2 separate regions of the Mus musculus genome follow, and region 2 is linked to region 1. Evidence: chromatin loops called from intact Hi-C (ENCODE). Cell type or tissue: heart. All regions are shown on one strand. Each heading gives the region's core, and the rest is flanking DNA. Links, peaks and the distances in the headings are about the cores only. Region 1 overlaps Nsmce2 (NSE2/MMS21 homolog, SMC5-SMC6 complex SUMO ligase). Region 2 overlaps Nsmce2 (NSE2/MMS21 homolog, SMC5-SMC6 complex SUMO ligase).

Evidence for each region. Hi-C counts contacts between places; a loop is a spot of excess contacts. Peaks named below come from ENCODE experiments on the same cell type or tissue, not always from the same donor. Only the 100,000 strongest peaks of a DNase experiment are listed, where the experiment ranks them.
Region 2: it touches region 1 in a loop (4-fold over the local background); 2 of 42 quality-filtered maps call a loop at or near these places.

Annotation. Positions count from the first base shown.
Region 1 is chr15:59,535,333-59,551,800 of GRCm38, forward strand. The region is part of intron 4 of Nsmce2 (NSE2/MMS21 homolog, SMC5-SMC6 complex SUMO ligase); the gene reads left to right. Among named protein-coding and RNA genes, the nearest start is that of Gm36677, 75 kb to the right of the region's middle. In heart, for the core only: no CTCF peak of the experiment used is centred there; a DNase peak (open chromatin) is centred at 7,389; H3K27ac peaks cover 2,996 bases.
Region 2 is chr15:59,471,761-59,488,228 of GRCm38, forward strand. The region is part of intron 4 of Nsmce2 (NSE2/MMS21 homolog, SMC5-SMC6 complex SUMO ligase); the gene reads left to right. Among named protein-coding and RNA genes, the nearest start is that of Nsmce2, 110 kb to the left of the region's middle. In heart, for the core only: a CTCF peak has its summit at 9,487; DNase peaks (open chromatin) are centred at 9,001 and 9,591; H3K27ac peaks cover 1,720 bases.

The sequences.
Region 1 (16,468 bases), core at 2,691-10,690:
GGAGCTTGGAGAAATAAATAGTCAGGACCCTGGAGGAAAACATTCGTATTTTCAGTGTTTGCCATACTATTAGGATGGAGATTTGAGAGGCTATGGAAGCATTAGGAAAGGAAAATATTGTTTAAAAAAAAATAGGCCAAGGGTCCTTTTTGTCTTCAAAAGAATTTTATTGAAAATAATTCAAATTGTTTCAAAGTTATTTGGCAAAAAAAAAAAAAAATGATAGTTGAAATTCAGTGGGTCACCTTACCTCTCTAGTACTACAGGTAGTGGTAATAGCTTCCACAGGTCACCTGTGACTCCCTGGTTCTGTCCACTGAGAAATCCAGACGAGGGTGAGAGTTTATAGAGGCTGAAAAGTGCTCAGCCCGGGTCAGAAGACTGATAGGCATTCCGTCTCTGCACAGCCCCGCTGCGCTGAGTCTTCTGCAGGTGGGTCACAGCAGAGCTAGTTTACAAGATTGACAGGTGAACACTTGTTGAATATCCCCATAGTATGGCACTGTGGGGTGCATGCAAGGGTGCATACGTTTGGGGGGGGGTGGGGGTCGGTGGGGGGGGGGGTATGTGTTTCTGTTTCTGTAACGAGAACCTGAGACAGTCATTATAGGAGGAAAGTATGTATCTCTGCGCTGTGGAGGTCCCAGTCCCTGGTGACTGTTGAGCCCTGTTGCTTAGGGACTGTTGCAAGGCAGCACGTATGGTAAGAGTGTGTGGCAGAGCAAACTCCAGCCTGCGGCTAGGGAGTGAGAGAGACAGAAAAGACCCAAGTCCTGCAGTCAGTCCTCTGTGGGTGTGTCCTCAGTGACCCAAAGGCTTCCCATAGAAGGCCATTCTACTTCTACACTAGCTTATAGCACAGAGCACTTAGCTGCCTCCTATGTGCCATGCAAAGTTTGTTTGCGCTCATATCAACCCCTGTGTATTGCTCTTATTTTACAAATAAAGAGCCATCAAACAACTTGCCAGAGTTTGAACAGCGATTTAATGGCACAGTTAGACTCTGTCCCATGGAGCTTTTGTCTGCCTGGGACAGAATCCAACTATGAACTTAAATCTGTGACCTCCTAAGCATCAAGCTACAATGCAGGAATTAAGACACCAGAGAGACAAACATCACAAGGGTTGGGGGGTAAGGGTTCTAACCTTAAATAATAGGAAAATAGAGTGCTATTTCACCTTAAATTCTCTGGGATCTAGTCCATTAATCCACATCAGAAAACCCCCAGCCAGGAAGTTTATATGGAGAGATTCAGACTGGGAAGTTTAAGAGCAGGAACCCTATTGCAAACAAAACTGCTTGGGTTTTCAAGGCCTCGAGTTGGGTCTGAGTAGCTCCTCCCCACCCCCATATAGCACAGCGTGACTGTCAAGTCAGTCAGTTTTACAGTTTAGTTGAGTTTGAGCTGGACATTTAACAGTTCACTAAAAGATGCCTGGGCATCTGCCCTGTGCAAAGCGTCACACAAATGCTTTTAAATGCCATAGTGAGGAAAGTGCACTCATCCAGCTCACAGAGGTGAGTGATAGAAACAGGGTCTTCATGTCTTCAACATGACAGGCCACCATGATAAGGAGCCCATCCCTTAGGTCTGCAGCTAGTGAGCCGGACAGGAGACAATGATGCTGGGACCCTACATCACATAGTCATCTTTTCTCTTATCTGACGTCCTGTGAGTCTTTCGCTTTAGCTTTGATAGAACCACATACAACTCACCTGTTCAGAGTGAATTTTACAAGTCTTCAAAGCTGTGCGACCATCTTGACAACAATCACAAGAAACCCTCTGTTAGTATTCACTTCCCGTTTTCTTCCAGGCCCCCCAGCGCTAGCCGCTGCAAGTGGACTTTGTATCTCTGTAGACGTGCCATTTGGATATCGCATACAAATGTGTTGGTGTGGTCTGGTGTGTCTGGCTTCCCTGACTAGGCATGATGCTTTCCAGTGTCATCCATGTGGAAGCATGTGTCCACACATTCCTCTTCATGCCTTTAACCCATTGTATGGACACGCCACATTGTTGACTCACGAGCTGGCGGTCATTCTGCTTGTTTTTCTCTTTTGCCTGTGATGAATAACGCTGCTTGAACATTTGTGTACCAGTGGATGTGCGTTTTCATTTTCACTTCTTGTGGTGTTTATCTCAGAGCACAACTACTGGGTCATATGGTAACTCTATGTTTATCCTTTTTAGGAACTCCCAGGCTGTTTCCCACAGCGAGGGCGCCATTTTACATTTCCACCAGCAGTGTCTGAGGGTTCCAATTGCTTCCCGTCCTTGCCAGCACTTGTCACTGCCTGTCTTCTTACTGTAGCCATTGTAGTGGGTGTGAAGTGGTGTCTCGTTGTTTTACCTTGCATTTCTCTGATGGATTAATATTGTGGTGTTTATATTACTAACCTAGGCAGAAGTTTAAATCTCATACTTTCATATAGAAACCACTGCATATTACTTGGATTAACCAGTAATTCTGAAGCAAAACCATAGTTCTGTACCAGATAAATGTCGTTCATGAAATTATACTTGAAAAAAAAACTACAAAGTAAAATGACTTGGGATGAAGATAACACACTCACCTGGGACATTAGTTTTGCAGTATGAATTCATCTGCAGTGTTCTTTATCTGCACTACTAAAATGCTGTTGTGTGACATTTACTGGATAATCCAGACAGCACTTGACTAAATCCACAGTATGGTGTCACTGGGTAAACACTTGAAAATGGAAATGTGTATCCCTTCTGGTTTTATCAGTTGAGATTAAAGGTGGTTTATAGCACAGGAAACCTTTTCTCCACCACCCTGTATCTCAGTGTGGGCCAATAATCTGTCACCTGAAACCACTTAAAATAGGTTGGGCTTTCTTGACTGTCCTGTTGCTGTGATGACATCAGGATCTGACTGCAGAGGGGAGAAAAGAACACTTCTCTGACTTGTTTGCCTCCATGTCCTTTGTCCCCAGTTAAAAGCACTGCCCTTCTTTAGCCCTTACTTCTGTCTGGTTCTCAGATGTTTTCTACACCGTCTGTCTCTGTGGAGCTCCTAGTCTGCTCACAGTTGTTTCTGTCAAGGAAAGCTCCGTGTGAGCTTGGAAGTGTGAGATTCACCAGCCCTAGATATGTACAAAGTGAGGAGGGGCTGGTGGAGGAAAAAAGTATCTCAAACCAAACTCCAAAGATGCTTTCCCTAGAAAGAGTCTCAGGACAGCTTTGAAAGCTCCCCAGGACAAATAACTTCACAGGAGACCAGTGGTCCTCACTGGCACAGAGAGAGCCTCACCAGTGCTAAGCTTCCTGTGTGCTGTGCATTCCTGACTGCATTCGGCACTGTTTGCTGAGGGCCTGCAGGGGACCAAGGAGAAAAGAGAAAGGAAGAGTGGCTATGGCTAGTTCCGCCCTTCTTAGTTTCTACCTCTGCCTTATCTGCTCCTCATCTTACTGTGGGCCTGTGGCTCGGCTGGGGAGTGGTTCCAAAGAATAACTAGGTTGATTGGCAGGAATTGAATTCTGCCACCCCAGAGTAACGGGAGGCAACAACCTCAGACCCTTAAGCTGGTTTAAGCCTTCGTGAGTTCTCTTTTGACACTTTTTGAAACACTGCTCTGGGTGAAGCAAGCACATTGTGGCTACTAAAGATCCTGGACGACTGGCTAACCCTGGCCCATGTGCCTTCAGGACTGTTACAGAGGAACTAGATAGGAATCATTGGTAGGTTAGTAGCAATTGTGGTTTGGTTCTGATTTTTAAAGTGACTAGCCCTCAAGTAACAGAAAAATAAAGGATGGCAAGTGCTTGTTGACTGGACCGTTTGCTAAGATCGTGCGAATAGCTGTGCATAGGCTCCGGGCTCATTTTTTCCATAGCCCTCTGACATGACAAGGTCAACCTTCAAGTGAGCTGTAATGAAACTTCGTGCATCCCAGCCGTATCCAGTGTGCCCTTAGCTTAACACTCATCTGTCTGTGACCTGACATAGTGAATGTAGTGGCTCCCTGCTCCCACAAGTCCTATGAGGAATGGTGGGGAGGAGGTATAGGAGTGGAGAGGGCTGTACAGCAAGAACTTGCCCACGTTAGGAAGCCAGCTGACAGGTTTGGCTGTGGCCGAGCTTATTTTCCATTGGATTCTGAGTTTCCTTGCAGCAGTTTTTACAGAAAGCTTTAAGCTCCTTGCCTTCATAGTCCCACACAGGAGGGGATGATGGCCGAGGAAAAGCGGATTCATTTGTTCCTGTAACAAAAGAATCAAATGTACTTCTGTGGAACAAAAATGCATTGGAAATTTTGCTTGTTGTTTTCTATTACAAAATTGAAATAAAAAAGGAATGTTACCTGTACTGATTTTCTTATTTCATATGGAAAATAAGAATATGTTGCCGGGCAGTGGTGGCACATGCCTTTAATCTCAGCACTTGGGAGGCAGAGGCAAGTGGATTTCTAAGTTCGAGGCCAGCCTGGTCTACAGAGTGAGTTCCAGGACAGCCAGGGCTACACAGAGAAACCCTGTCTCGAAAAAACAAACAAACAAAAACAACAACAACAACAAAAAAAAACTTTAAAAAAAAATGTGTGTGTGTGTGTGTGTGTGTATGTGTGTGTGTGTGTTTAGAGCCTGCGTATCTTATTTCCTTTCTGCAAGCATTGTTATCTACAGTCACTGGCTCAATGAACTTATCATTTTCCTGGACCACTGTTCTATAAGGGTTCTAAAATCAATCAATATCTCTCTCTCTCTCTCTCTCTCTCTCACACACACACACACACTATTAACAGCTGCTTGCTCCATTCTGACTTGTGTGCTTTCCAGCTAAGGTGAGTGTGTGCAGTGCCGTGACTAACGCTGCACTCCTCTCACAGATGCTGTCTAGAGGGGAGCTCTCAAGTCAGCAAAGCCCCGACCTTCCCTCACCCATTCCTCCCCACCACCAGACTCTCGTAGGAGCAATCCTTTCATCTGCCCCTAAGTGACCTCCTTGGGTAGACCATGCCCTGAGTCTGGCAGCTTAGTCTATTTCCTAGTAGAAACTCTTTTTCTCAGTTTAGGGAAATTTTATATTCGCTGTGTCTTGTTCATAAAAGTATTCCTTCCAGAGTGACACACGGTGAAAATGAGGGTGGGATGCCTTAATTAGGAGACTTCGTTGATTGCTTCCAATAAGTAAAGCAATTATGCCATGTATCGGAATATGAATGCAAATGCTTTGTAATATTAACCCTTGATGTGGAAGAAGTAGCCTGGCCTTTGAAGTCAGGTAATTGCAAAACTAATGCTGACTGGATGCCAGGCACTGTTGCAAGCTCCTTTATAAGTTGGTTCACTCACGCTTACCTCAGCCCTCTGAGAGTGTTCTATTAATATGCCCATTTCACAGATAGGAGGAAACCTGGGGTGGGATTAAGAAAGCTGTTGTGAGTGTGGGAACCAGCAGTTGAAATCAAGTGTTCTGTCTGAGTCCGAGCTTCCGATGCTACACTTCAGTCTCCAGGTAGCTCTAGGAGCTACCCTGTCCTCACGGTACTTTGCTCACCCATAAAACTGGGCAAGGCTCTTTGAAGAGTTAAAAGGAGAGCAAACATTGCTCTTGCAGAGGCTCTGGGTTTGGTTCCCGTTGTCAGACATCTCACTCTGTTGTCGCCTGTAACTCCTGCTTAGGGGATCCCCGCCTGCATACCCACACAGGGCTGTGCACAGAATTTAAGATAAATACATTGTTTCTTTCAAATGAATTAAATGGCTTACTATCAAGCATGACCGGGGATTCTTAATGGTGACTCTACACCTAACTCATTTGTGGGTTTCTTTTGTTTCTTGTTTTGGTTTAGACCCCACCCAGAGAACTCGTGATTCATTTCTATACCCCATGGTATGTGGTCTCTTATGACCAATGTAAGATCCCTGTCAGAATTACTTCAGAGTAAGCAGAGTGGCTTTTTAAATGACTCTTGTTGATGACTGTATACCTCATTTCAGTGTTAGTCAGCCAGGACTAAGACAGGACAATGGGAAAGGGCCAGCCTCATAACCTGTAACAGTTGTTCCTGAGATACGTAAGCTGCCGCCCTCGCCCCCTCGCTGCTGAAAGATAGCGTATTTTATAAATAACCGATGCAACTGAAAAGGAACAAATTGGTTCTCCCTCTGTTTGATAGCTCCTCTGTTGACACCCAGTGACCTATCTCAAAAGTAAACCTTTAAAAGACATAGAGTGTTGCCCACAAACATTTTACATTTTTAGGTCCATGAACAGTGGAGCTCAAAAGGGCTTAAATATTCTGACTGATACAGGCTTCTCATCACCAGGTCCCTTACTCAGAGAGGGGGAGGCACTTGTCAGCACACTGCTTTCCAAACGAGAAATGAGCTCCCCAAAAGAACAGTTGCCCCTGCAGTGTTTTATATAATGAGAGTTTGAGATAATTGCTGTGTTGATACTGAAGCACTTTTGATTTATAAAGCAAGCATTCATTTAAGAAAATGTCACATAACTTGAAAATTGTTATCTGAACATATGATTTTAGTTTTCTTTTGCAGGAACTGACTTACTTCAAGGCCATGCCATTTAGATCTCAGGCTAAGCCAAATCAAAGGTGACAAGGCACATTAATGACCTGAGAGGCTGGGCTATCTCACAGGGTGGCACTATCCCATTCGACAGTCATTTATTGAGTGCTTACAAGACACTGTGATTCACATGTTCAAAGGACACTGTCCCAACACTTAAGTACATGACAGAGGGAGGCAGTGACATTCAGCTGCTGTTAACGGTGGAGGAAAATATGAGTATGCAGGAGGGGCCCTGGACCGAGCCAGGAGTAGAACAGGGGAGGGGATAGGGCTGAGCTACAAAGCTTCCTGTAGGACGGACAGCTAGAGTGATTCCTAGAGGACAGGTTACTGTAGGTGGAAGAACCTTCCAGCTGGTCACTTGTGGACAGTGTAAACATCCTGCCTAACCAACATCACCTTGGCTACAGGGAAGGCCTGATGGTCATCTGATGGCTTCAGTCTTAGATGATCTACTGGCTTCAGTCTTAGATGACCTACTGGCTTAAGTCTTAGATGACCTACTGACTTCAGTCTTAGATGGCCTACTGGCATCAGGTCGTAACATTATTTGAACATTTTTAAAAGTCATTTTTGTCTCACAATGATTAGCTAGGCTCAGAAGCGCAAAGGAATAAGATATTTGGGACTTGCCTTTTTGCCTCTGGTTTGTGTCACCTACTCTCCTCCATTTACCACTTGACAGGGTTACATAGGAACAAGCAACACCCTCAGCAGTTAGGCCACTGGGAAAGAGAAGCCCGTGCCACCAGCCACAGTAAACCTTATCCCCAGTGTCACTGGAATTGATGCCACTCTGACCAGTGGATCCTGGTGACCATGTCAGTGCCCTTTAGCAGACTAACCTCTCTATACTTGGCTCTCTTCTCAAGATAAGGAATAATAATAGCTCCTTACTATACCACACTACCCTGTGGACATGGGGGTTGAGGCTGACACTGAATGAACTCACTCCTGGGGCAGCAAGAACAATTTGTTAGCTGTTAAGGGACAGAGTCCCAGTTCCTTTCATGTGAGACTAAGACACATACAAGGACTTCTGCAATCCAGAGCTCCATTTTCTGCAGATACTACTTTGTCATTCAAGCCAGTGTGTTCCTTTCATAGCCACTGCTAGTGTGCTATGTGCCAGACACTGTTCTCAGCACCTGGGATAGATAAACTCAGGAATCAGTCCACACAGAGTCTGAGCTGTGGTGTGGGAGTTAATCTGACACATTTCATAACTGGAGAGAGGGAGAAGGAAGGAAGGAAGGAAGGAAGGAAGGAAGGAAGGAAGGAAGGAAGGAAGAGGGAGGGAGAGAGGGAGTGAGGGAGAGAGGAGAGAGGGAGAGAGAGAGAAAGAGAGAGAGAGAGAGAACAGAGCTTACAAGGCCCAGATGCTACAAGCCCTACCAAGCCATTGTAGTAAAAACTGAGCAGAATGAACAACTACTAGTGACTATTGAGCTTGCAGGATATAGTAGGCACTGGGTTCTGTGTTTTATTTGAAATAAGCAGATGAAGCCTTTATGTAAAGCAGATGACACTGGCTCCAAGGGAGGCAATGGAGGAGTTTGCAAAGACAGGGCTCTCTGATTCTGAAATGCACCTTGGTAGAAGGGTGTGTGTGTGTGTGTGTGTGTGTGTGTATCACAAGATTGGGAATAACAAGATTAATTTTGGGCTGCACTTGGCCTCCATGTAACCCCCTTCCTTGTTCAGGAACTGGGGAGCAATTTTGGTATCTGTGCTTCCAGAAGGACTAGACCAAAGAATCCAGCCTCATAATGCTCACTCCTTGGGTGTTTTTCCTGGAGCACTAAGCAGGTTCACGGTCCAAGGTACAGCTTCCCTGCCCATTTTTAAAGACCCCAGCATTTCTGAGTGCTTGTTACAGACAGAGGAAAAAAACTAAACTACAGAAAACTCAGTTTCCTGTTCTTGGTTATGACCAGAAAATGAGGTGGCTTTCAGAGCAGCATCAGTGACCCGTGAACCTGCACTTTAGATGTGACTCACAGTAGTAGCCTGTGGAAACTGGCAGACTCCTTGTTCTACAAGATGTTATTCTGAGCCAAGTAAACACCCCCAAAGTCAAGATGCTTGTTTAAGACCAAACCTCAAGGTAGAATGTGAAGGACGGGCAGAAGGCTTATTGAAATACGTCAGCTTATTTTGCAGGACAAAATGAAAACCTGCCAGACACTCTTAATTCATACATTACTGATTTGAAATTCATGAAACCATTGAAGGGGCTGTGTAATAATAATAATAATAATAATAGTGAAGGGGCTGTGTAATAATAATAATAACAACAACAACAATAATAAGTGAGAGTCTTACTATTTAGCTGCCTATTGTTTATTTGCAAAGCACAGTGCTGGCCATCAACGGTGCAATATAAGTGACCACTGGCTTCTACCCTTCTGACTGTGTAGGTAATTTCTAAGTATGTAGAGTGTAGTATAACTACCCTAAGCTGTGTCCTGATTCCAGTTGCTCTACACAGAATCAATTTGTACTTACCCAGCAACAAAAGAAAAGAGAATAAAACAAAGAATAATGTGGATGGTGAGTGTAATTCCATCTGCATTTCCAGAGAGAGCAGCCTGCTGTTCCTTTCAGTTGACCTCAGCTTCCTATTGCTTTCTCCTGTCTCCCAATGTAAGATTCCATTGTATCTAGTGTTTGAAGATAACATTTTCATAGAACATAGCCCTAGGATGCTATATCTGCTTGCTGTGAGCAAAGAAGTAGCATTCTTTCCATTGCTAAAACTAATGCCAGCTGTGCTTGGCCTCACCAAGGGGTCAGTTTTTCTTTGACTTCTATGATATTTTCATCATGTTCTTTGGCTAGAGGGTTTATGTTCTAAAAGAGATACAGTTCGTTGTAGTGATAGATGTACAGGGCAAAGTCAAACCTTTTATAAATTCAAGAATCTGCCAAATTGGGCTGGTGAGATGGCTCAGTGGGTAAGAGCACCCGACTGCTCTTCCGAAGGTCTGGAGTTCAAATCCCAGCAACCACATGGTGGCTCACAACCACCCGTAATGAGATCTGACTCCCTCTTCTGGAGTGTCTGAAGACAGCTATAGTGTACTTATATATAATAAATAAATAAATCTTTTTAAAAAATTAAAAAAAAAAAAAAGAATCTGCCAAATTGGGACCATAGCCAAATTATTGGGCTTCTGTCTGTAGCTAGTCATTGCCCACATTTTTTACAAATCTGTAAAACAAAGATAGTTATATTTACGTCATTGATATCACAATGTTTAAATGAATAATAAAGATCCTGACAAGCACGTGGAAGTCCATTGCTATCCATCCCTGCAATAAGTATGAATGTAGTCTGCCTATGAAAACCAAGGACAGGGTGTCGGCAGAGGGGTGACATAATCTATGTGATTTTAGAAAAGATGACCGTGGTGACTGGAGAGTTCAGTACTTGGTGTGCTGACATGGGGACCTGTGTTCAGATGGTTTGCACCCATGTAAAAAAGTCAGGCATGGTGGCGTGTGTCTGTGACCCCAAGGCTCAGAAGGCACAGACAGGAAGATCCCTGGGACTTTCTGGCCAGCAAATCTAGCCCAGTTGGTAAGTTCCAGACTTGATGAAAATTTGACATCTTAGGGAAAAAAGGATAATATGGTGGAGAAGGATGTCGGAAGATACCCAGTGCCAACCTCCACAAGTGCACACAGAAAGTAGAGATTACTGTGGTGTCCGGGCTAAACCATAGCAAACCTAGAATAAGGAGATACTGGCATATTGGCAAAGATGAGGGCCTGAGCAAAAGAAAATGGTAATAGTATGCATGGAGTTCAGAGGTCAACCTGCAGGAATCGAACTCAGGTCACCAAATTTGAGGGCAAGCACCTTTACCTGCTGAACCATTTCGCTGGCCCAAGGCTTGGCAGTTTTAAAAGTACAGTGGACAGGACATAGGAACCACTTAGCTAAGGGAACATAGGAAGAGTTCTAAAGCCAAGGATGGCTTTGAGTTCTTCAGGTCTGTGGGTGGAATGATAGAAAGGTTGGGCTAGCTGGGGCAGAGAGTAATAAAAGGTACTGCTGTAATACAGGCAGAAATTATATGCCTGGTGTTGAGCTAAAGAACTTAATGTAGTGCTTGGTTTAGTCATCATGACAAGTCTGCAGTGGTAAGCAGTGGCTTTGCCATTTTACCACTGTGGAAATAGAAGCTCAGGGGAACCCAGAGCCTTGGGAGAAAACATGAGGACAGGCATGTGTGACAGCAAAGGCTACTTTTAAACCACTTTAAGTAAACTCACTCAGCTCAGGGTGGCTTGGAACTTATTACATAGCCCAGTCTGGCTGCAAACTCATGACAGTACTCCCACATCAGCCTCCCAGGTGCTGGGATTGCAGGTGTGAGCCACCACACTGAGCAGAGTGGGGATTCTGGATCAGAAAAAGCTGCACTGGAATTGCTAACATTGGGTGAGGTCTCTTGAAGGCAGCTGGAAAAGCAGACCTGAAGCTCAAGAGAGGGTTAGGGTCGAGGTGGGGGTGATGGGAAGATGGGAGCTTGTGCTGTGGGACATGCATGAGGCCGCTGAGCAGGGCCAGAGAGTAACTGACTAAAGAGAAGCATGGCCTAAGGACGTGAGGCGAGTGCTCGCCTAGCCTTGGGCTTTAAGAATGCATGTACTGTTGAGCTGTGTACGGTTTTTTAAGAATGCATGTACTGTTGACTGTGTACGGTTTTTTCTGGCCAGGTTTAAACATTGTGCTTTGGTGTGTAAGCTTTTCATCAGCACCGTATTAAACTGTCCATTGTACAGTTATTGTTGGAGCTTAGTTTCAGAGCAAATAGATTCTTCAGTACAAAAGCCATTAGACAACCCTGACAAGGCATTATCAGTTAGAGCTCACCCCAAAGTTTTGTCATGGGGCATTCTTAGAGAGTCCTACATAAGCTTAATCCCAAAGCCAGGCTCAAGGGCTAAAGCCAAGGAACTAGACTCTTTCCATTTTAAAGAAACACTAAGAAGCCGTTATTTTCCACCTCCTGTCCCACCCCCTTGCCCTTTTGGGACCCCATAGCCCCATGGAAACTCTGTCCCTCTTCCATACATATTAGATCAAATGTGTACTCTGAGATGTCTTGTATCTTTCCCCTGGGTGCATCATTTTCAGATACAAGACATCTCAGAGTACACATAGGACCTGGGTAAAACTGGGAAGCAGCACATCATTTCCCCACGCGTCAGAGCAGCACGCCTCGGGCCTCTGGTTTATAGTAAGTAGTCTGATCTTCCGTTATAACCTTTACCTTGGTAGGCCTCTTCATTTTAAGAGGCTTCCTCTGTGCTAAACATTGTTAACACAGAGACCTAGGGTGCTAGAAAGATGGCTCAGCAGTTAAGAGAGCTCACTGTTCTTGTGAAGAATGCTGGTTCAGTTCCCAGCACCCACACAAAGGTTGCCAGCCACCTGTAACTCGGCTTTCAGGAGAACAGAAGTCCTCTCTGGCTGCCAGAGGCTCCTGCATGTACATGGTACACATAAACTCACATAGAGAAACATGTACATAAAATGGATCTTTAAAAAATTCAATAAAGAAAGCCAGGTGCTGTTGTCACACACCTTTTAACACCGTACAAGGGAGGCAAATCTCTGTGAGTTTGAGACCAACCTGATCTAGAGTGAGTCCAAGACAGCCAAGGCCATACAGGGAAATCCTTCTCAGAAAAACAGACAAACAAAGAAAAAATTAGAAAGAAAGGAAAATTCATAGACGAACAGAGGCGCTGGGGTTTGAATTCTTGCTGTGCTAGTCACTGTAGGGTGCTGGACAGCACACTTAGCCTCAGTGCGTCAGCCCTCTACAAGTGAGGTGTTAATAGTGCCTACAGTCCACAGGGCCTGGTGAGGACAAACACCATTCTTGGCGTACACAAGACAGGGCTCTTAACAAAGCAGCATCTGTTGGTGAGGGCTCATTTCCCAGCCCAGCACAGATCCCTCCAAGCCAGCTCTCACCTAACATGAAGAGAAGAGTGTAACATCTAGCTCCACTTTGTGAGCACCTAATCCATTACTTCCATGCCAGAGAAAAGAAGCTCTCTCCTTTTTAAAATGAAGGCCCCTGCTTGGTGACACACACCTGTAATCACAGGGCTCAAGTGGCAGGACCAGGATGGTGAATTCTAGGCCAACCTGAGCTATATAGCAATACCTTCATATTCTCTCTCTCTCTCTCTCTCTCTCTCTCTCTCTCTCTCTCTCTCTCTCTCACACACACACACACACACACTCTCTCACACACACACACACACACTCTCTCTCTCTCTCTCACACACACACACACACACACTCTCTCTCTCTCTCTCTCACACTCACACACACACACACGCTTGTGCATTAGAGACACACAGCACCTTCTTGTCCCACACCACACAGTATGGTCGATTTCAAAGCCTGCCACTCTTGGGGACTGAAGCGATAGCTCAGCAGTTAAAAGCACTCTTGCTGCTCTTGCAAAGCTGAGTTCAGTTTCCAGCACTGATATCAGATGGTCTGTAACTGCAACTCTGGGGCATCTGACACCCTTTTCTGGCCTCTACAGGCATCTGAATACATTCAGACAGATACATACGCATAAATGAAAATGACTTTAAAAAAGAAAAAGAAGTCTGACAGCCAGGAGATAGGGCTTTGGAAGCACGACGTAGAAAAATGTCTGGTTTATCATAGGCACAGTGGGCAAGCAAGCATCCAGACTTGGATGCTAAAGTGTCTGATCATAGGGGGATGCAGTCTTCTCTTTGTAGCCGAATGAAATTTTCCAGGAGACCTTTTGAGCTGCCAGTTGACAGCCCTATATGACATGTCTGTTGGGCTCCTTTGGCACTCATGGCAACAAGAAACAAACCCTGCAGTTTTAAATAAGCAGTTAGAGAGCTCAGAGCAGGTGGTCATAACTCAGTATGAAGCCACCAAACACCTCATCTTCCTGACTGACACCTTTCTAAATTCTCCCAAAGACCTCAGAATACCTCCCTCTCTCAACAGCGACAGGCTTGGCATTGTTAGTGAAGGAGGCCCATGGCCTTCTTGGACCTCTCTGCAGGTCCCACAGGCTGGACTTACAAAGAGTCTTTTGACCAGGCAGCGGTGTAAGTGACTTTATGGAAGACAAGCCAGCGCTTGTTTCCTCTCTGTGCTGTAAGGGTTAAGAGTCATCACTGTGGTCACCAAGGTCAGACACCAGCTCTCAGTGTGCTGGTTCCAGCCACAGATGTGTTTGGGTTGGCCAGGGGAGTTGTATACACATGTATCTTCGGTTGCAACATACACCAGTTAGAAGGGTTCCCATCAGAATCAGCATTTCCAGCTTCTTTTAGTACTGTCTCTGACAGCACAGGCTGCCGTGTAGAGGCTGTCTGCCTCAGTGACATGGAGGTCCCTCATTGACCCTTCTACCTTGACGTAGCTTCAGCCTGGCCTACTTCCTGGATGCAGGTTTAACAGTGTTCCTACAGAGTCCTGTGCCATTTTCTCTACAATAAAAGTGAAAAGTACAAATTCTCCTCATCACACTCCTGACCTAATTTTAACAAGTTGCCAAATACTGAGTCTCAGGCCTACAGTGTGCTTTAAGATATAATTCCTAAGGGCAGCATTCTTTGATCAATCCTCTTGTAAAGTCACACAGTTGAAGACGATCCCTACCTGCTGGTGTTTCTGTGTCACAGCTCTTCTCCCTCTGCCCCATGGTTCCCAGCAGTGTACATGCTAAACATATCCTTAGTTGTCCCCTTTTGGCTGCTCATAGGTTTGAAGCTAGGCTGTCTGTGGGGAAGGGAGTGTGGAGCTGCAGAGGGGAAACGAGATACCTGTTTGGCTTCCACTGGCTTGAAAACTGAGTCATGAGTCCATAGTACAGAGGTAATGTGAACAAGTCTTTGCAAATCACTGCATCAGTAAGCCGTTTGCCCCCACCCCTTACACACCCTTTTCTCACCCGTTGTATGGCCAGCCCCTCTCTTGGTTCCATTTAGACTACCTAACCTCCGTTGGCAAAATCTGCCCTTTTCCTACCACCTCATTATTCTCTGGCCACCTGCCAACCACGTGAGGGCGATTTGAACACTGCTGAAAGCAGGCCAGCACATGGAGTCCTTAGAGACGCTGTCATGTAGTCATGACCGTGAGGAAGCATGTCTCCTGGAACTGTGGGTCACGTCACTCCACCGTTGTCATATTTCACTTTACCATCGCAGGGGTTTTGTGCATTTCTTCCAATTCCCATGACTCTGGTTTCACATGAGGTCGTGGACTTCTCAATCAAAAAGTTGCTCATAGCTTTGGTAGGTCTGAAATTTCAGAGTATTGAGCAAGGCCCGCATTGTGCTAGAACATGATCTAATAAGATTGGACTGTCAAAACAAGAAGCAGCAGTCTGGCTAAAAGGTTTTTAAGCAGGAAATCTGTCCTGTGAGAACCTCCAAAAGATGATAAACATGTAGGCTGGGGGCCGATTTCATTTTCATCTCTACCATGAACTTAAGCAGACTGAAGTAGAGGCAGAAACCGTAGATGCTATCTTTTGGTTGGGAAACTAATTGGTTGTGTAATTAGCTGTGTGAAACATCAGGAAAATATGTGAACCATTTTGTTAGGACCCTACAGAGTACTTGGGACAGAGCCCCAAAATGTCAAGTAGAGACGATGCGTCACTCAGAGTGCAGTCGGAGAGCAGGGAGTTCCTTTCCAGCCCACCAACCGTGAGAGGCGGCAAGTTATGTAACCTTTTCCGCTCCTTGGTCTTTTCATCCCTGACATGAGAATTGGGACATTATAAGATGTTCACGGGGGATAAAAGGAATAATCTGGAGCAGTGCCTGGAGCTGGAGGAGTGGCCAGTAAGCGAGAGCAGTGACTGGTAGGTACATCGCAAGTATGCTTGTGCATTCTGATCTCAGCACAGTTTCCAAAAGAAGATCGGCTGGTATCTTAGTTTTCTGCTCTTTGTGGCTCCTCACTAGTGGAACCCTGTGAAGGGAAACATCTTGTCATTCTCTGCACCATTCTCTTGTCAAGAGCACATCTCAGTGAAGGCTCAGGTCAGGATGGCCCTGGCGATGAGTCACTGTAGTTCACTTTGGCCTCCTCCTGAAGCCCACTTTTATAATTTTCCAGTTCAATTATTAAGACACTGAATATCTGCATCATACTACTGCTGGATTGCAATGTAACCACTAACCAAGCATGTTTATGCAATGCCTTATGTGTAATCACTTATAATAAAAGTAAAAGCCGGGTGTGGTGGTGCACGCATTTAATCCCAGCACTTGGGAGGCAGAGGCAGGTGGATTTCTGAGTTCGAAGCCAGCCTGGTCTACAAAGTGAGTTCCAGACCAGCCAGGGCTATACAGAGAAACCCTGTCTCGAAAAACCATTAAAAAATAAAAAATAAAAATAAATAAATAAAAGTAAAGAGTATGGCTTAGTGATGGCTTCATATTGGCTAAAGGGGAAAGCCCGCGCCGTCTCTCAGCATGTTAGATTAATCCCTGCAGTGGAAACTAGATTGATTCTGACAGAGTAGCTGGAAGTCTAGTCAGCTGCCTGCTTGCTTCCTCCTTGCTGCCGTTGTGTAATGGGCAAAGGTGTGCTCTGGGGACCACTGAGGCATTTGGTTTTGCCCCTGGCAGAGGACTTGGATCTGATTCCCAGCAGCAGCAGCCGCAGCAGCAGCAGCAAAAGCGGCAATCCCTTTCCTCTGCCGAGTCATTGCCAGCTAAGGAAACAACTGTCCTCAAGTGCTGCGTGGGATCAGACACCAGAGAGAAAGAAATCCCGTTAGCTCATTTAATTAATTGTTTTACTTAAAACCCAAGCTGGGAAGAAGGAAAAGAAATCTCAGTCTGTGAAGTCCTTCATTGCAA
Region 2 (16,468 bases), core at 5,065-13,064, 61 kb before region 1:
CCACAGACTTTAGCGATGTCCTCCTAATACAGATGAAATCACATCTGTAAAGTGAGACTTTTAAAGCAGTCTTACTCTGAAGGGCAGTCTAACAACACAGATTAGGGAAAATGTAAGCTAGGGTTTTTTGTTTTGTTTTGTTTGTTTTGTTTTTGTTTTTTTGTAAGCTAGGTTTTTGGAAAGAAAAGGAATGATAGTTAAACTTTATGGAAGCTTTGAATGTGCTAATTGCTTTGTTTTAGACTGTGTTGAATGGAACTCAATATTAAAATATCCAACTTACAATATTTGAATGAACAGAATTCTGCCCTCTACCTATCTCAGCAAGCTATTCTCCATCCTTTGCATTTAGTTACCGTAGATCCCAGTAGATACAGGAACTGAAATATACCATTTTCTTCTCTTGCTTGACTCATTTTACATAAATAGCAAATTCCCCATGACCTAGTCTGGTAAAATAGAAAATGCATTATTATATTTTGAGTACAAGCTTTAAAAGTAGTGAGGGTATTCTTTGGCCACTGGCCTGGTTATAACATAGTCTGGGAACTGGATATACCATATCGGGAATATGATATGGGAACTGGATATACCATATCGGGAAGAGGAGAGAGGACCAGGAACAGAGGGTTGAGAGGTGAATTTTCAAGTCACTGATCTCAAAATCATCCCATAGTTAATAAAAGACACTAGCTGCATCTGAAGCTTAAACTTAACATAATCCAGTGATAATTTAAGAGAGTTGTATTCAGCTATTATAGATTCAAAAGTGTATCAATACTATATTTTCTGATAAATAATACTTTGGGGGTGAAATGCTAATGTGATAATTCCAGATCAAATACCCTATATTCTGATACTCCTCTATAGTGTTCAATAGGAAAATTCAAGAACAATCAGAGCTTGGAAAAAATTATTCACTTACAAAATGTTTTATTATGTCATGATAATATTTAAATTAGTATACAGCCCTTGGGTGTATGTGCGAACATGTGTGTGTGTGTGTGTGTGTGTGTGTGTGTGTACATGTGTACATAACGTACACCTGGTGATCATTAACCTATGAACAGAAATAGAAGAAAAGGCACGAGGAGCAAGTAATCTATTAAATAAAATTCTGAGTATATGAGAGAAGGGGTTACAAGTGTACATCGAGCTGATTGATGTCACTATTGCCTTAAGTAAGCCAATTTAATCAAATAATGGAGAGAGTTCATTTTTCATGAGCTGTGTCTTGTGGTTGAACTTGAACTTGAAAAAGGTGACACTGTTGTGGCATATAGGATAGACTGGAATGGAAAGAGTTCTTGCTTACAGAAGCCCGCTGGAGTGTTGGTGAGGTTCTGAGCTACTGGAGACTACCTGGGGAAGAGAGAATAATACAAGAAGTGTCATGCAGATGGGATACTGCCTGAATATAATCTTGGACCTCCAAAAATAAGGACTTAGAGGTGGCTCTCAGACCACAGCTTAGCCATTTGGGAAAATATCATTACAAATTGCATGGGAGAATTTGGAAGAAGGAAAGGGAAGATTAAATGATGTAATTATAATTCCCAAAAATATTTCTTAAAAGAATATACCCTAAATGAAAATGTAAAATGATAAACTTAGAGAAGAAAACCTTGTGAGTAGCAGGATGGCTGTTGGTAGTGACACAGGCCTGGAATCCCAGCAGTTGGGATGCAGTGGGCAGAAAGAGCTCAAGTTCGCGGCTGGCTTTGGTGGCATAACAAATTGGAGGTCTTTAGTCTCCCACAGCAGCTCATGTTTATTAGTTCATTTTAAAAATACTGTAATACTTGTTTTTAACTGCTAAGACAGCATGCTCGAGTGTTTGTTCTTCATCCTCTCCTGGCTATCTTACCCCTGAAGAGCAGGGGGGTCTTTAAAGGACTCTTCAAACTCATCTGCTTAGTCTGGGACGTGGATCTTCATAAAGGTATCCCAGCAAACTTGAACCGAGAGCATGACTCAAGTAGAATTTGGCTTCTGTTGCTTCTCCTTTACAGCATTTGTTAGCTCTTTTCGAGTATCTCTCTCATACCTGAGCTCAAACCAGGTATTTAGTAAAATAAAAAGAAGTGTAAGCATATTCCTTATTTGCAAGAGATTTTTATCCTTTCAAGATATGCCTTAATAGATGATAGGGCATATTGAATATGCTATAGCCCTTTAAACAGAATAACGAAGATACTTAATGAACACAAATAATAAAGTCTGGGAAAGAAATGAGAGTGTAGTGTTGCTGAGATAGAACCGGAGGAGACAAATGCTAGTGTGCTAGCACATGTGTCTCATGTAATCACCACCTGAGAAAGGAGCCATCTTTGAAACGAGTGATGGCTTCATAGACAGAATGAGGTTTGAGTAAGACTTAGAAGAACTTTGAATAAGAAGAGAGGTAAGAATCCTGCTCAATTTAGAATGGAGTCATGTTTTCTCAAGAAGGTAATTATTTAATTACAGATAGTCTTCAGTGGCACCTATTAAAGAGCCCGAGATAATACAGCTGCAACAAGCCTGCAGCCACACAGTGCTAGGAGCACTCTTAGCAAGTTGTTCCTTCCATGGAGCCCACACTTCATTCTCTCTCCTCTGATGTGTGTGTGTGTCTGTGTGTGTGTGTGTCTGTGTGTGTGTGTGTCTGTGTGTGTGTCTGTGTGTGTGTCTGTGTGTGTGTGTGTCTGTGTGTGTGTGTGTGTGTGTGTGTGTGTGTGTGTGTGTGTGTGTTACAGATGAAGGGCCCATCTCAGTGTCAGTGAGTAGCACTCACCTAGGTTTTGTTTGGGGAAAATCAGAAACAGGTGTTTCCCTTCTGACATGGAAACCCCCATTGAGTAACGGCAGGTGGCACTTTTGACAAGTATATCCAGATCTAGGTAACGCCTAAGCTGGTGGGAAGAATTGGGGAATTTCCTTTTCTGAATTTGAAAGATAAGTCTGCTCTATAAACTTTCTTTCCTAACTGGTTCTTACTGAGTACATTAAACTTTTTGGAGATGACTCCATAAAGATACATCTTCTTTAATGCAGTTTGCATAGTACATAGTAAGGTGCTTAGCCATACAGCAAAGGCCAATGTGCTAAAAACAACTATAAAGTCAGTAATAAAATATAAGATCCTAATTTTATGCCTATAAGTTCAAGGGAGCCTTTATGATTAAGATAGCTTTTAAAATACTGTTATGAATAAATGTCATTTTTCTCACTCTTACTTCTGAAGTGGTGCTACTTAGCTAATACTGTCTAGCCTCCATGTTACCATGTGAGGAATTTCCACACAATATTTTTTTGCTTGATTTTAAGACAATATCTTACTGTGTAGCCAGTCTAGCTTTGAACTTGCAACTCTCCTGCCTCAGCCTCCTGATGGGATCGTGGGTATGCACTATCACACGTAGCTATCCTTTTGGTTTTGACATGTACATCTTTGTAAACCGCTCTGATTCAGCTTTGTGGTATTTGTTCACCTCCAGCATATTTCTGCTGTCTCCGTCACCTCCATCAATGACACTGGCATCCCCTCTCATTCCTCAGTTCTAGTTCCTAGTATTTCTCACCGTTGACATATACTTCTATCCCAATTTGTGGTGTGAAGGGAGAGGCATTATATCTATCATTCATCCTGTAGTCTCCCTCAGATACTTACCCATTGACTGTTCTATAGATAGTCTTGGATTGATTATCCAAAGATTTTTTTTTTTTTACTAGTTCCTGCCTTTGTTGCTAGATTGTAATTAACCCTATCACCATACCACATAAACACACTTCTCAGCCTCTTTGGTATGTACTTTTTTACATGCTAACCAAAGATAGTTAAGGGTATTGGTTAGATGTTCTGACATGTTTCCTAGTGGTGCGTAGTAGAAGTGTCTGGATCCACCCTGCAGAGCTGGCTGAGGTAGGTACAGGTAGGAAGAGCCTTGCATATGCCTTTACTTCACACAGTAGACCTGCTTCGAAGAAAGATCATTCTCCATTCCAGTCACAAATCGTAGGACCCATGTGTCATCATATCTAATGATCCAGAAATTACACTCACAGTGAATGATAATTGGTCAGAGCTTAAGTTCCCATTTAAGAATGGGGAAAGGGAGTTTAGCTGTTTGTCTTTGAAAAAGTATAATATGAAAAATAAATCTTGAACATTTATACCCTTTTTCCTCCCTAAATTATTATTCTCTACCTTGTGCTTTCCCTTTGAGGGCACCAAAAGCAGAAGGAGTCATGCCACTGAAGAAGACATCCTCTTGATCTATCCCCATCCCTTAGTACCATCAGACCCTCATGTGGTATATAACCATTCTCAGGGTCGCTTCACTGCCCGTACCTTGCTGTGCCTAAGCTTTTCTTTGGGTGTTTTAGTAAATACCAGTTGGGGTGATGCCACTCAAATGTATTGTTTTAATAGAAGAGCTCACACAAGGCCCTCAGTCTTCTTCCATCTCCAGACTGCAGTATACATGTGACATGGAGCCTGAATGCTTTATGTTTGACTTACACAGTGATAGGGTTGATTGTTTCTGAATACATACAGATAAGTGCCACCTCTCCATTAGATTCCACTTGAAACATTTTCTTTTGTATCAATTTCTTTTTGTCTTTCCCTGTAGACATCCATGTTTACCATTCTTTATGTCTAGACTACTCTGAATGTCAGCTTAAAGCAGAAAATTCGAAGGTAGAATAAAGAGCTGCTTTGAGAACTTTACAAAGAAGCAGTTTACATTGAACAAAAATATTATTTGTAGAATAAGGAAATGTCTAGAATATTATAATTTTGAGCCAGTATCATCTATCTAACTGTTCTTCCTATTTCATTATTGCCAGCATGAATTGTGCCTTATAGCAAGATAAATAAGAGGTTAGAAGCCAGAATTAGGGAACCGTGTCTGGGTTTAGAGTACCAAAGGCCAATAGTAGGCCATTCCCATCAAGCCAAAATAAACACAAGGCAGAAGTCGAGAGAAGTTACAGGTCAGAGCAAGATATGCAACCTAGGGAGCATTAGGGACATCAAGGGCTCAAGGAAGCAGGGAAATCTGGAACCCTGGCCTCCAGGACTGAGAGATCCGTGGGTGTTAGAGATGAGGTCACATTGTAAGAAAGGAAGCAAGAAGGGTGCATTGTGGAGACTCGGTGTCCTTAGGAGATAATGGATTAGTGGAGGTCAGTACAAGACACTGCACAGCAGACAGGACTTGGACACAGATTAACCCCCTTTGCTTTTCTTAGGATTTTTATTTAACTAATAGACTCTCTTTTTTTTTTTTTAAGAGCATCACTGGAGTTATAGAACCAAGCAGTCAGTGCAGAGTTCACATTTCCTACACTCAAACACTAGTTCCCCTGTTTTTAAGGAGATCATTGAGAGAGCATAACAGTATATGAGCTATTGCTACTAACACTTATTTCCACTTGGACTTATTCTGCTGTGTGTTTTGATATGTGTGATGGATTTTATGTTCTCTAAAATTCACCCCTTTAACATTCTAAGTCTACTGTTTGGTGGAATTAAGTATGTTCACATTGTGCAGTTGTCACCACCAAGGCTGGGACTTTTTTTAGCATCCCAAACAGAAATCTGATACGGGTTAAATAGTAATTCTTCACCTCCTCCTCCTCATTGGCTTCCATGAACTACTTCCTGCCTGGATGCATTTGACTGTCTGTGTGTGTATACAAGGGCATGCTCCACACTGGCTTGAATGTTTTGTCCACCACCTATATCACAAGTTCGTGCATTAATAAGGCCAGGTAGTTTTTCAGTTTGCATCACATTTTTTCAAGCATTCATCTGGTGCATCTTTGAGTTTCTACTTTTCAATTATCATGTGAATCATTCACTCGTGACTATTGGGCTATATCTGTCTGAGTTCATCCTTCAATTCTTCTGTGTATGTGTCCAGACTAGAATTGTTGAGTAAGATAGCTTTGACAACTGCATTATGTATAGCATCATAAAGAATGTTTCCACTCTCTTTAAAACTCACTCGACCTGTTTCTCTTTCTCTCATATACTCCTCTGCTTAGCTTTAAGTATATATATATATAATAGATATCTATTTTATATCCCTCTAACCCAAAACTTCCAGGTAGAGTTGAGTTAGTCAGCCCAGTGGTCAAGTGAGTCAGAAAGTTATTATAAATTACTGCTAGTCCTCAGGGCCTTGAGATTTTGAAAGTTACATACACAGTTACTACAGGTAACTACACATTTAGAAAGAATGAGTTTCAAGTAAAATGTTTTGCAGGCTTAAAGTGTGGTATATTCCTTTTCATCCACATGTTTTTTTAAGCACCTGTGCTATTGCCAAGGCCTAACCTAGATAACTACATAGGAATTAAAGAATCCACTCAAGTGAGTTTTAGGAGTTTCTACCGTTTCTGTCACCTAAGTACTTTAGATGGTTGTTCCTTTGAGTCATGGGTTTCAAAAGATCCTGCTTACCCTTGCAAAGCTTCTTCCAAATACTGAACTACCATGAATAACTGACATCCTGCTTGTCTAAAGATGAATATTTTCCTTGGAACATGACTCTCCAGTGAGGCTGCTTGTGTGACTGTTGCTGTGTCCAGTCCTGTCATCACAGCCGTGCCAGACCCTTTGGCTGTTCTACACACTTGTTCTACATGGTTGCAGTTTCTCTCTCCTCTTGGGTGTGCTGACCAGCTCTTGCCCACTTCGTTGTCTTTATAGTAGAGCACTGCACTAGGAAGGAAGATAAGGAACACTCGTCCTGCGTCTTGGGAATTTTGGCCTTTAGAGCAGGGGTCTCCATGCTTTTTTCATTGTTCACTGCATATTAATTGCATTTTGTTGGTTTGTCTGTATATATGCTGTAAGTAATTTCAGCATTTACATTGGTAATGAAACCTTTTTTCTTTCCTAGATAAAAGTTAATTATAAAAAGTAGTCATATGGTTTTGTGTATATTCTAAGGTGTATGCAACGTACTTTAAATACCTCTGCTGGGAAAGTTAACATTATTTTTCCTGAGTGAAATCTAGAGATGGTCCTAGGAATTCCAGGGATGAGTAGATTTAGTTAAGGAATTGCTCTAGTATCTGTTCCTCCATCTTCCCAATTCATTTGCTACCCAAGCACAAAAGTCCTATGTGTGTTGGGAATCGAAATAGTATATTCTGAAAATAGGGGTTTTTAAAGAACATTTGGTAGATTTTTATTTTTACAAGATGAAAAGTCCTAGAGAAATGTTTTTATAATAATGTGAATGTATTTAATACCAATTGTGTCAGCTTTCTGATTTAATAACCCAGTATCGGAGACAATCAACCTTTGATAAGTTTATTTTAGTTCTTGGTTTCAGAGGCCTCAGTCCATGGTCACTTGACACTTTCTATTGTTGCAGGATTTTCCCTGTCCAATCACATTAGGACAGTGGGGGGCCTGTGATTGGACAGGAAAAGGGAGGCGGAGCTAGGAGTTGGGGAGACAGAGAGGTCGCAGAAGACAGAGGTCGAAGGAGGAGGAGGAGAAGCCAACATGGAGGCAGATAGTCAGGAAGAAGATCCCGATCCCATGTGGTTTTAAACAGCAACTAGTAGCTAAGATTTTCACAAGGTTAGAATAATTGGGGTAAAACTTTTATCATTATCAATTGGCTCTGAAATTATTGTATTGGCATCTTGTAAATTGTGATCTTATTGTTATATAAATCTACTTGGATAATTAAGCTTTAAGAGTGATGTTTCTACTGGATAATTAGGTGTTGAGATGGCTTTTCATAGGGTGTGTGGGGTGTTGCATGGAAGTGTGAGGAACTTGTGGGGGACATCTTAGAGATGGCCCAGTGGGAACCCTGTGGCCCTGTGGGGCGAAGAGTTGACTGCCAAGAGACTGAGCAAGTGAGATCACCTGACATGGGGGTTAGCCCTAGAGAGTTGGTAGCGGCAGGCAGGAGCATAGCCTGGCCTGGCTGAGAATTGGCGTGTTCATTTTATAATATTTCCCTCAACAATCTATTGCTTTGGGCCAAATGGTAACACAGTATACTATGACTGAAACACATAGAAGGAGGCGAATTTACCTTATGGCAGCCAGGGGGCAAAGAGATAGATGGGAATGGGCTCAGATCCCCTTTAAGGGTACTCTCCTAGCCCCCAGATGACAGATTTGGGGCTAGATTTCCTCCACTAGATTCCACATTAGAAACATTAGACCTCACTGCAGCATCACACACTAGGCAAGCTTTTGCATTATTGGCCTGTGAGGGACACTTAGAATTGGAACTGTAGCACTAATGAATGAAGGCTAAGATGGATTGCTGGTGGCTCTCCTGTCTTGCTGCCAGCCTGCTGCCCTGTCTAGTGTAGGGAGTACACTTTTCTTTCTGTTGCAAAAACAATAAGGGCATCAAGATGATAAATTTTATGTTATGTGGAATTTTTTTCTTCTAACATAAAGACAATCAGATCTTACTTACTCATTGCCTGTAACTAATTTATTTTAAAACCTGAGCCACATAACCAGACTGTCACTGTCTGTGATCCTGTGTAAAGATTCCATGTCGTACCTGTCCTTCTAATTTTCTACTGCTTTGCTAAGTCCTTTAGGCACTTTAGTCTGTTACACCGCCACAACCAGAGAATGGAGTTTTGATTTGTAATACAAACCAAGTAAAACCTATGACTAGCAGTCTCTGGAGCTCCTTCAGTGGTACAGACTTGAAGAGGGGCCTTTAATGATGCCCTGCCTGCCATGTTGCTGTCTGGGATCCAGGAAGGCAGGTAGACAGCAGTCTGAATTGCATTTGGTATTTCCTGTGTTCCAATGCCTGGATGTAAATGAGAGATGAGCATTTCAATTTGGATGATCTGGCTGGGTTCCTAAGCCGAATGGCTGCGCATATACCATAAACACCGTGAAGAAGCAACCATGGAAACACTTGTTTTCTTGTTGAGCTAAATTTACTCTGGGTTGAATATTAACACAGCTCCTGGCAGGACTTTAAAAGCAAAAATAGCTTAAGCGTGATTCACTCTGAGTCACTGCTGGTGCTGAGCTGCCTGGTGCTTGACATTGAACAAGTTGGCAGCCTGCATTGCTACATTTTTTCTAGGAACTCTGAACACATTTCATTCTTGTGAATTTGCTTGTGCAATGATATTAAATAGAGTAATATGTTTACTTTGTTTCTAAGTCAAATGAATTTGAGAATGGCGAAACTAAAGTATTTTTCTTGGGCTTTCTGGAAAAGCAAGCTTCTCAGAATTCTGTGGTTTCTTTAACAGTTTATTTTATAGGAGATTAGTAAAATATGGAAATTTTAGATTAGATACTGGGGCTTCTGGAAGTTTTGTTAAAAAGTCTAGTAGTACTATTAAGCAGGATTCATTAATCTTCTGTCCTTACCAGACAAGGTGATTGTGCCATTCACAAAGCTCTTTCCTTTTCTTTCTTACCAGGGGAGGGAGGGAGGGAGGCAGGCGGTACTGCAGCCTGCTGTACACTCAGCTAGGCGGTTAACTTAGGAAATACTTTTCTTATTTGAGATTATATAATGGGAAGTTCATGGGTTTTGAAAGGCAGACCAGACCCACCCAGGGGATCTCTGTTGGCTCTTTAAAGGCCTCCCTCACATGCCTTTCCCTGAGTCAACCCAAGTGGCTGCTAAATCGTGAGTAGCCTGTTGGCTGACTGTGGGAAAACCTAGGACAGAGCAACTCGCCTCATCCATGATCAGCTAGGGCTGAGTCTAGAACGCTATATGAGAATGGTTTTCCCTTGATGTTGCAATTTCTATTTTAACATGTTTTTGTTTAGCTTTTGGAGTTGCCCAACAGTGTAATTTCAATTGAGGTTTAGTTTCAGCTCTTCCAATTTTTTTTTTCTAATTTAAAGACACTATCATTTTGTCTTAGAACTTCAATGACTTATATAAAAAATGGTTTTCCTATGATAGTCTTAAAACCAAAAGGAGCCTAGCCTAATTTTTGATAGTATTTTGAAATTATTTTACCATAAAATTGTACATTAGAAGATGCAACTCTGGTAGAGAATTTCAACATAGTTGCATAAATTGTGTTTCATATTACAACTTGTTCTCTGCTTGACTTCACTGAAATTAATAAAAGAACCCTTTCAGAAGGATCTGGTGAGTTAGCTTTGGTTTTTTTTTTTTTTTTAAAGAACTTACTCATAGTGTATCCTGTGTTGCTAAGTTTTCAAAGTTACCCATTTCAACCACACCCAAACCCTTTCAGAGGCTTGAAATCTCTTTACTCAGATGTCTTCCCAGTAAAGATTGGGGATCTCTGTGAGTTCCAGGAGATGCGTGAGGACTGTGTAAGAGCTAATGCTTGGTGATGGAGCTGCTGCTGAGTCTTGGATACAACACACAGTTCCTTATTCTGCAGTCAGAGATCCCTTACAGCTTTCTGACTCCGGCCTTGTGGCTGCTGGGAATATCCCTGAGGTGTTTTGTCTCAAAAGGATCCATGCCTTGGAGCTAGAGAAGGGAGAATGGGTTTTTACCATAGCATTCTCCTGGCCCACGGTTGTGCATATTCTGCTGATAGCTGTGTTTTGGAGGCAGGTGAATTTTTGGCATGTCCTTAAAGTAAGTACTACAGGGTTTAGGTAAATCAGCCCTTTCAGATTGTAAACTAAAAGGTTATTAGCCTAGCTGAGTCTCAGCATAACCCGATAGTACTCTGTTACTGCAGATCAGACACACCCCTGTCCCTCTGCCCCCAAGTACCCACCGCGTGTGTGTGTGTGTGTGTGTGTGTGTGTGTGTGTGTGTGTGTGTGTGTGTGTGTGTGGTGTAGAAAAGGTCTTAGGTGTAAGAGTTCAGGCAAGATCCCTATAAGAAAGAACTTGTATACTCATTAAATCTGGGTTTTACAGACTGGGTAACTGTTAAATTTATTTGGTCAGTGCAGTTTCATTTTTCTGCTTCTGTTCATTTGTGTAGTAGCCATTTATTGAACCTTACTATGCCAGAAATTAGGATATTTTTTAAAAGTCGGTGCATTAACTTAGAGGCAGTCAAGCAAATTATTAAATTATCTATGTTTTAAAGGGCCGGTGACAACCATGTCATAATTTTGTTCTAGTAACTATTTTCAAATGTTTCTAATTTTCAAAAAAAAATATGCAGGCATATAGTAACTTTTTGGATAGGATTTTAGATTCTACAATGTGGGATGACTAAGTCAATCTAATTGACATGCTTAGCACTTCATCTACTTTCTAATGGTGAAAACATCCAAAATCTACTTATAAACTTGGATTATGCGTCCTTATCCCATTCTGCCATCACTCTTGGACAATGCACACACTTTTGGTAAATTGTAGTCTTGACTACCTTGAAGTCAGCTTTTTTAGATCTTACACAGAAGTGAATCTGCTCTCTTTATCTTTCAGTACTGATTTAAATGTCCTCCAGGCTCATCCATGTTGCTGCAAATGACAGACCTTTCTCTCTCTCTCTCTCTCTCTCTCTCTCTCTCTCTCTCTCTCTCTCTCTCTCTCCCTCTCCCTCCCCCTCCCCCTCCCCCTCCCCCTCCCCCTCTCTCCCCCTCTCCCTCTCCCTCTCCCTCTCCGTGTGTGTGTGTGTGTGTGTGTGTGTGTGTGTGTGTGTGTGTGTGTGACACAGAGAGATAGAGAGAGCGCACATCTATTGGAAGATATGCTGGCTATGCAGATAGTGTTGTATTGGACCTGGGAGAACAGCTGACCTTGATTTTTATACACAGAGGTGAGATTGCTGGATCATATATGGTAGTTCTACCTTTGGGCCTGTTTTATTTTTAGGAAGCTCCATACTAGCTTCTGTAATGACTGTACAAGTTCTCACTCCTATGAACAGTGTGCAAGAGTATCCTTTGCCCCACATGCTCACGAATACTGGCTACTTTTTCCCTTTGATAATGACTCCTTTAAGTGGAGCAAGGTGATATCCTCTTGTGATTTGCATTTGCATTTCTGTCGTGGTATTTTCATATATTTCTTGCTCATTCCTGTATCTTATGAGAAACACTGGTTTGAGTCTTTTGTCTATTTGTTATTGAAGGTAAAAACCTTCATTATAAATGATTCAATTGGTGAAGTGTATTTGCACCATTTTTTTCTATGTGTTACTGGTGTTTGGCCTACATGTGTTTGTGTACTACTGGAGTGTCTGATATACACAAAGTTCAGAGGAGAGCTTCTCCAGAAGAGCTGGAGTCTTTGAAACTGGAGATACAGATGGTTGTGAGCTGCCATGTAGGTTCAAGAAATCAAACGTGGGTCCTCTGGAAGAACAGCTAACGCTCTTTACCATTGAGCCATCTCTGCTGGCCCATGTTTACATAGTTAATGCTAAAATGCTATGACTAGGGACACACAGACGTCACTCCTACCCCAGCCCTTACTGACTACCACCCCAACCCCATTATAAAAAGTAATTATTTTTAATATTGAAATTACTTTAAAAGTACTTTTTAACATATACTATTGTTCAGCTTAATGAGTTTTCTTGTTCTTCTTCCAGGCAAAGGGCATAGCCATTTACCTTTCTTATACCCAGTCCCTTCTACTGTCTAGCCTTCCTCTAGCCCCCTTTTTTCTTAGTTTCCCTTGTAAGTCTCTCTTTTCCTTCTGTAACTCTAGTGATCACTGTACCATCATACAAGATTGAATTCCTGGTTTTCATAAGTGAGTCATAAGGTGGTATTTGTCTTTCTGTGTCCTTGTTTCATTCAGCCTACTAAAGATCTACCCACATTGTGCAAATGACAGGGTTTTATTTGTTTCACAGTTAGGAATTATTCCACTGTTGTTTCCTGGTACTAAGAAGTGAACCCAGGGCTTTACCCATGCATTGTAAGTGTTCTCCACTGAGCTATGCCCTCAGCCTCCCTTTTACAATTTTATTTTATTTTTCATTCTACTAACTTACTTAATTACTTACAGACAGGGTCTCTCTACATGATTCCTGGCTGTCCTGGAATTCACAATGTATGTAGACCAGGCTGGTCTTGAACTCACAGAGTTCTGCCTGCCTCTCCCTCCCTGGTGCTGGGATTAAAGGGAAGTAAAACAGAGTAGCTCCATCCAGAGAGGTAGTGTGGTTCACCTCACAGGCAGCATGTCTTTAGCAGGCTGTATCTGTTGATCCTGTGGTGAGTCTGAGAATTTGATATTCTTACATTTTTTCCTCCAAACCTGAAGTCAGGCTTTATTACACATTGGGCTTTGTCACTTGAAGAGGCTCAGAGGCCAGTTTCAGGAAGCAAATTAGCCAAAAGAAAGGTTTGCTTCCATGAACAGCAATGGTCTTCTGTCCACTGTTTCATTATTTTAAGTTCTCTAAGAACTTCTTTCCGTCCTGAGCCTCTCACCTCCATCCCAGCCACTCTGGTAGTGAGCACCACTGACCAGCTATTGAGAGTCTTCCTTAGCCTGGCTCACTGTCAGCTGTCAGGATTCCCAGAGCTACAGAAGAGGGGAGAAGGGAAGTCAGTGCTGAGAAGAAGGACAAGGCATCCCCTAGGGCAGTCCATCCCCAGCAACATGTTACTGGGTCACCTTTCAGAGTATGTTTGTTTTATTTAGCAAGGGATTCACTTATCATTTCTCAGTTTGATTTCCAAGAAAAATTTTACGTGGTAGCAAGTTAAACTTATTTACTGAGCAAAACTGTCTCCAAAGACATTTTCTTTTCTCTCTCGGGGAGTGTAGTAGAGTTTTTGACAGTTGTAGACAGATCATCATAGTGCTTGGTGTGGTGTAAAATAACACACTTTACCTGAAGGCGTTTCCAGATCATTACTAGGCTTTTTATTTTTCAAGTAATAATTTTCAAAAGATGAGTTTTGATAGACTTTTAATTAACTGTGGTTTTGGTGTTGTCTCTATATAGCATGCCCCAGTGTATTTGGGCTCCATTCAGTTTTTATGTCTACAAATAAATGAATATAATTCAGAATCCAGAATTTTGTCCTGGGTTTTTTTCTTGGCATGTTAAGTTGACCTGCTAGAAACTGAGCTACTGCACTCTGGAGACAGCATGTTCCTGCCCAAAGGCCTCCTGTGAAGAGAGCTCAGACTTTGTGGTCCAGTTGTTCTGTGCATTTACTTTCAAATATACCCAGGCCTGGAGCTTTAAAAGAACTTTTTCAGGAAAGGAAGGTCCTTGGCTGTGGAGAGAGCGTGTAACTAAAGGTGGAGACACAGTGGCAGAGCACAGAAGGCCGGAGTGCCGCAGGTGCTTTCCTGCACTGTGTCCCCCTGCCTCCAGATAGATAGCCCAGGTCAGCTGAGATCTCAGTGTGGGAGCTTGAGAGGCCAGGCTGGGCTTTGAAGACCGCCCTTGCTTCACACTTAGTGCGGTGTCAAGCAAAGACTGTGTTCATCCAGAGGCTGGGAGTACATTTTTAAAATGAAGAAGGTGGGGAGAAGCTGGGAGAGAAATGGGGAAGCAGGGATTGGGGAGTGAGTTTGGAAGAGAGGAAGGAGGAATTTCTTCCTCCTTGACAGTCTGACTGTTGTTTGTTCTCTCTTAGCTTCTTCCTCTCTTCACTGCTCTCAGGCCTGTTCGCTCCTCCCTCATCTCTGTTTCCTTCCTAACCCTATCCTCGCCTCTGTGAGCACTTCCTTTAATGACCGCACTCCATCTACAGAGGACTATATCAGAGAGTGCCACGCACAGCCATGTTCTGTAGAGGATGGAGTAACTGAGGATACAACAGCCTAACATGACTTTTAAGTTCCCTTCAAGTTAGAGTGAGCCCCTCTGATTTGACAAGTCCATTCTTAAAATGAGGTGAGGGTGGGGGATTAGTCTAGAGATCTGAGTCACAAACTGGAAGCAGTCTCCAGATATGTGAGAAAAGACCTGCCAGGTCATTGCCAGGGTGGTAGAGGGGCTTTTGCTTTGCTTTGCTTTGCTTTGCTTTGCTTTGCTTTGCTTTGCTTTGCTTTGCTTTGCTTTGCTTCGCTTCGCTTCGCTTCGCTTCGCTTCGCTTCGCTTCGCTTCGCTTTTGGTGTTTTGAGATAGGGTTTTGATATCCATCCTAGGCTGCCCTTAAATTCACAACAATTCTCTGCTTCCCCATAGTGCCAAGATGACTGGTGTGTAACAGGTACCTCCATGTCTGCTGTGGTAGACATTTGATAGAAGGGTATTTGTGTTGCTTCCTCAGACAATAGTGAGTGTGGACATGTTCCCCAGTCTCTAGGCACGGAACCTGTCACTCAGAGAGGTGACAGTCACACAGCAGGTAGAAGAGGCACAGAGCTAGATTCCAGCAGCTCACCCAGTCCAGAGCCGCCAGGTTACCCACAGACATCTGTTCACACCACTTTCTCCTTAGAACTGGGGCCACTTAGATTAGTGTCCTTGTCTGTGCCGCAGCTTAGCTCCTCACCTCAGTTCAGATATTTCACCATGTCAACACAGTTGCACTATGAGTAATGTTAAGACTCTAGAAGCCTCTGCTTTGCTACCAAACCCTTGGATGCTTTCAAATCCAGTTAAGCTTTAATCAGATCTTTCTTGAATTACTTTTGTGGCTATAAGATGTCTATTATAAAAAATTCCATTTAAGAAAACAAAAAGATGCTTATAATCCCCTTACTTAAAAATAGCAATGTTAACTTGTATATTTCCTTAGTCTGTTTCTGGGAAGTGTGTATTTGGAAAGTTGGTATCAGCATAGTGTCTTGTTCGTTTGGTGGTCATTTATGGTAACAATTGGTGTCATCAGATTCTTTAAGTTATTTTGATAGTTTTAGAACAATATCTTGTTTTATGCATTAAGTCTTAAGTATCAAACATTACAAAATTTTAGATAATTTCTTTATTGTCTTATACATTGTTAAAATTAAATAAAATCAATAATATTTTTAGATTTTTTTCTAAAAATTACTTCAAAGCTTGACATAAGTGATTGGTACTTTACATTGGTAAAATTTTATTCCTTTTGGAAGTTTTTTTATCAAACATTTGTATACTCAAACAGTTGATATTTATGATATCCTTTCAGTGCAATTACTGAGAATAAAACTAAGGGAAACTCCTACCTTGGCAATGCTTACAGTTCAGTGCAGGTAATGTGTAACAGGTACTGAAGTAAGGCAGCAAGCACTGTACTAAGAAGACACAAAGGGTACATGATGGAGTTTTGAGCAAAGAATGAAGGGAAGACTTCCTAGCATGACATATGATCTGGGCCTCAAACCTGGATAGGATTGCATGGGAGAAAGCTAGAAAGGGCACCTGAGGCTAAAGAAATGGTGTATATAGTCAGCCAAAGAGAGCTGAGAGCATCTGTTATCTTTGTCAGTCATGGGGCACATCTGAGGGAACAACAGGCCAGTTGTGGCAGGTGACCTCCAGCATGATTACCAATCAGTGTGTACCTGGCTCCATGCTAAACTCCTTCTCTTATAGAACCTTTGAGGTCACCTAACAGTCTTTTGAGCTGTTCACATTTCCACAAGCAGGAGACT